Linked DNA regions of Homo sapiens: region 2 is linked to region 1. Evidence: chromatin loops called from intact Hi-C (ENCODE). Cell type or tissue: prostate gland. All regions are shown on one strand.

Evidence for each region. Peaks named below come from ENCODE experiments on the same cell type or tissue, not always from the same donor. Only the 100,000 strongest peaks of a DNase experiment are listed, where the experiment ranks them.
Region 2: it touches region 1 in a loop (2.5-fold over the local background); 2 of 110 quality-filtered maps call a loop at or near these places.

What each region holds. Positions count from the first base shown.
Region 1 is chr12:2,266,404-2,268,903 of GRCh38, reverse strand. All of the region lies in intron 3 of CACNA1C (calcium voltage-gated channel subunit alpha1 C), which reads right to left. Among named protein-coding and RNA genes, the nearest start is that of CACNA1C-IT3, 2.1 kb to the left of the region's middle. In prostate gland, no CTCF peak of the experiment used is centred here; no DNase peak of the experiment used is centred here; H3K27ac peaks cover 1,140 bases.
Region 2 is chr12:2,121,236-2,123,735 of GRCh38, reverse strand. All of the region lies in intron 3 of CACNA1C (calcium voltage-gated channel subunit alpha1 C), which reads right to left. Among named protein-coding and RNA genes, the nearest start is that of CACNA1C, 69 kb to the right of the region's middle. In prostate gland, no CTCF peak of the experiment used is centred here; no DNase peak of the experiment used is centred here.

The sequences.
Region 1 (2,500 bases):
TCTGTCTTCCATTCCACTTCAGGAAGGGAATGCTCAGCCCGGAATGAACAGCACCAAGATTAACTGGGACAGAAAGGACCATCTCGTTCTATCCCTTGCCTCTTCCGGAACTAAATCATCTTTGGCAGATGGTGTTTCTAGCCACAGTCTCCCGGGGAACCTCCCCCAGCGCCTAGCAACCTTCAGCATTGGGGAGCCCTTCCCGTGGTTTGGTCTAAATGCCCACGATGCTCCCAGGCTCAGGGGTCCACACTCCTCTGTCCATTAGGGTCCCTCAGAGGAACCCTCCCCCCAGGACACCACAGGTCCAACTGTTCCCTCGCTGGGAGCCCTTGGCCATCCCACCATGGGGCGAATGTGACCTCCCACTCCAGCCAACACTCCCCACACCCCCAGCCTGCCCAGGAGCATTTGCTTTTCAAAACTTCCCTTTCTTAAAAAAGACACAATTTTCCAAAGCCCAGGGAGTTAATCCATGAAATCTTCTGGAACAAGAGCAGCTGGCCCAGGCCTTGGATAAGTCGATCAACAAACATGCCAGAGCCCCGTGTGGTTCAAAACATTCTTTGTTCCAGCCACCGAGCCTGGATCTCGCTGGATCCTGCCGGTGAGTTGGCTTCTCAAAGTCACACCCCTCTGGCTGTCGACCCCACCCCTGCCATACCCTTGAAAGCTAAACCCTCTTCAGAGGGACCACATCATCACTTTCCCCTCAGTCTTTCCCTCTTTCAGAAACCACCTGAAGTGAAAATGTTTGGAGCCAGTCAAGGTTTGCTGACAATGGAAACAAACCAGTCCCTGGCACAAGGCACAGGCTGCTCAGTGTAAGTGGAGGCCCCATATGGTTGTTATTCTGGGAGAGAATCAAAGAACCTAAAAACCTGCTTCTTAGATGACAACAGGGGGAAAAACACACAAAAAAACCTGTTTTTTAAATACCCATTCTTCATTTTATGTGCAATCGATCCTGAACAGTGTCAGATGTTTGGCGGGTGCTCCGAGACCAAAAGAACAGTGGAAAAAAGGACTGGCGAGGCCAGCATGATTTCCCAAGTATCACCAGGGGGAATACCCCTCCCAGATGTGCCACAGGGAAGGAATTCCAGCAGGCTCCTTCCTCGCTGCCCTCCGCAGACACATTCCAACCCCCCTGCTCAGAGAGGGCGGGAAGCTGAGTGCAGCTGCCTGGCAAGGCTGAGCATCCTACTCTGGGATGAAGGAACTCTGGAAATTCATTTGCCCTTCTTATTATTCTGTTCTTTTACCTGAACTCTCTCTGGCTGGAGCTGAGCTTCGGGTTCTTTCTCCCTCTCAGCCTCAGTTTCTCATCTGTAAAATGGGCATGGCTGGAGGCCGTTATGAGAGATAGGATTCCATGTATCTTCATGGGGGCAGATGGTGAATCCGGCAGGTGCTCAGCTGTTTCCTCCCTGCCCAGTCCTGCCCACACCCTTTTCCCAAGCTTCCAAGGAGGCTCTGACAAGTACTGTACAAGAAGGCTTTGTTCCCTAGTTCCTAGTTGAGTGATCTAGGGCACAGCACTTAACCTCTCCTGACCTCAGTTTAGTCATTTTTAACTGGGGAGAATAATTATATATTATGAACCCAAAGCTCAGCTCCAGCCTGAGAGAGTTCAGGTGAAGGAACTGAATAATAAGAAGGGTAAATGAATTTCCCGGGTTCTCCTTGCCAGGCAGCTGCACCCCCTTGACTGCATGAACATTTCTTAAGCGCCCACCGTGGGCCAGGCACATGCTGGGCTTTGGAAACACAGCGCCGGGCAATACCCGTAGAACCCCTGCTCTCACAGAGACACTACACAAACCAGCCAAAGTCCACGTGAAGTAATGTGTGATTACAAATCCGGCTACATTTTATGGAGGTTTTAAAAAGGAAAGGAAGAAAGGTCCTGGCTCAACATAAGCGTTTAATAAATAACAGATACTCCTGTTATCACTGTGAGTAACCAGTCAGTGTAGCTTCATTATCCCTTGGTTGACAGAAGAGCAAAGAAAAGCTCAGAAGAGGTAAGTACATTTCCCTAGGCAGCACAGCCTGAAGAGAAACACTGGAATTCACACCCAGGCCTGCCCAGCTCGAGCCCTTACTCCTCCCTCTGTGTCCCATGGCCTCTGTGTTTCATAGGTAGACTCCCTTGCAGCTTTCCTAAGAATTTCACATGATCTCACTTGATCCTTATAACATTCCTTGAAGTGGGAAGACTTACTGTTATCCTATTTCTGCTTCTAGGGAAACTAAGTCCAAGGTCACTCACTTACCAAACCAGAGCCAGGTCTATTTTCACTACAAGACCAAATCAGTTCCTGCTTCTCTTGGAACCCAATGCACCTTCCCAACTCCCAGGTCCATAAAGGGAGCAGGAGTGCAAGCACATCATGCCAGCCCTGGCAGTGACAACCTTGAAAGTCCCAGGTTCCATCTAACAGGTGTGCCTAGAGCACGAGAGGGTCACTGCAGAAGGAGCATGAGAACAGGTGTT
Region 2 (2,500 bases), 150 kb after region 1:
GCTCAGATGGGCATGGCAAGGGGAAGAAGATGTCAGAGATGGTTCCATGTGACAGCAAGGCCAGCAATGCCATCAACCCGGCCAAGGGAAAAGAAAAGGAGCAGCATTCACCTGGGCTATGTTTCGTTTTCTTCAGGGGGACAGGGTCGTGTGGTGGGAGAGAGAATGAGTTCTATTTGGGGCTTGTTTGAGGTATTGGCAAGACATCCTGGCACATATAATTGTCACTGCCCGCCCTACTCTTCCCTAGAACCCTCTGAGGTCACTTCCATTTTACAAGCTGGGGAACTGAGGTTTGGAAAGACTAAATAACCTCAGACTAAGATTCAGACTTAACCTTTTTTTTTTTTTTTTTTTTTTGAGATGGAGTCTCCTTCTGTCACCCAGGCTGGAGTGCGGTGGCGCGATCTCGGCTCACTGCAAGCTCCGCCTCCCACGTTCACACCATTCTCCTGCCTCAGCCTCCTGAGTAGCTGGGACTACAGGTGCCCGCCACCACGCCTGGCTAATTTTTTGTATTTTTAGTAGAGATGGGGTTTTACCGTGTTAGCCAGGCTGGTCTCGATCTCCTGACCTCATGATCCACCTGCCTCAACCTCCCAAAGTGCTGGGATTACAGGCATGGGCCACTGCGCCCGGCCCAGACTTAATCTTAAAGTGGAGAAGCCAAGATTTGAAGTCAGGTCTGTCCAACTCAAATTTTGCTCTGCCCAAGAGGCCGGTTGTTCCCAAAGCTGACTAATCATCGGCATCCCTGCGAGGAAATTTTTTGATGCGCATCCCCAGACCATGCCCCAGAACTACTAAATGTGAATCAGATCCGCAGGGGAGCTGGGGTCTGCACAGTTGGAGTTCTCTCGGGTTGTAATGATGTGCAGGCCTCAGCGGTCGCTGCACCGGTCCACAGGCCTCTCCAATGCGGGAAATATGGGGCCAGGCCTTTGGAAAGGCTTAGCACTGGAGATGTCAGTCTTAGCAACAATTTACTTGGAAAGGTAACTTAAATCTGTGGACACAGATGAGCTCCCCAAAGGGAGAGTGCAGAAGAAGAAAATCAGAGGGCTCAGGACAAAAGCCTAGTAAACGTTCGTGTAGACACAGGAGGAGAGGCTGGAAGAAGCAAGGGGAGAATGTGCTTTGTAAAGGGGGCATCTGCAAAGATGCTGCAGCTTCAAGATGCTGTAGAGAGCAAGGACCGGGAGGCCGGGTCACAGCACTCGCGATGGGTTTCTCCATGGGGCAGAATCGTGTTCTGATTTATTAGCTGATATGAGGTCGTATTTATTCATCTGTTTTAAGGGTTTTCTGATGCCACCCCCCACCTTCAGCTGGCAGCATTCACTGCCCCAGGGGAAGTGCGACATTGTGGAATGCAGAGAATGAGAAGTCATCTGCAGCTTTTTTGAGGTATCATTACCATACCATAAAGTTCACCCCCTGTAAGTACACAATTCGATGATGTTTGGTAAAGTTACACAGTTGTGCAAGCAGCCCCACCACCTCCTTTAGAATTCTTCCATCACTCTGTGATGTGATAAAAACCTGCCATCCCTCCCACCTCATCTGTACACAGCAACCTCACTCCAGCTCCAGAAGAAGTCCAGGGTGACCTCTTGTCCTCTCCTACGAGCCCCTCTGCCTCCAGGAGGTCCAGAGTTGAGGGGTCTCAGCCAGCCCAGGGCTTCCCTCTAGCTCAGCAAGCCAAGTGGCTCCCTTAATCCTCCTGGAAACCGAGGGGTGAAGGGGCTACATGTGGCCATCTCAGGACCTAAGAAAAACCAAACTCCTCTACACACCTTCACCACTGCATGGGCCTTGAGCAGCCCCAAGTGTCATCAGCTTAAGAACAAGATACGGATTCTATGTGGAACGAAGGCTCCTCTTTAAAAGTTGCAGATTAAATGTGAAACTGTAGGAGGGTTGGGAGGACCATGGCAGAGGAAGGAGGTGGCTACACAGGGAAGAAATGGAACCAAGGGAAGGAGTTCCTGCTTCAGGGAGACACTTTGGCTTGTATTTATTTTGACACAGTAAAGATTTCTTGCCCCTTAAGAGATGAGGTCACGCTTCGGATGGCCTCACGGACGGCGGCCGATGCTCTGCCTTCCGACTCTGGCCATGCCATCACTCAGTGGTGTGCCCAGCTTTGAAATTTTTGGAGCCTGTCCCCAACAAAGGGCCCCAAGCCGAGCCACAAGACACCACAGCCCGCAGGCGGTGAACACCTTACCTGCTATGCATCAGCGGTTACCTGAAAAAACTGGGGCGACAGCTGAGAAGTTAAAACGTGCATCATATTTTTTTTTGCTGAAAGGGCCCAAGAAAATGTCAAAGGTTACAAAATACAAGAACCACCCTGTGATGGCATCAGCCCAGCAGCTGTGGAAAGGAGAATCCTATAAGCTGCCTGCTTCTTTTAAAAACCATCTCATTGGACGGTTCCATCTCAGTAATTAAAGGAAGGTACTGACGGCAGGGGAAAGACGGTGGCTCTGATGAC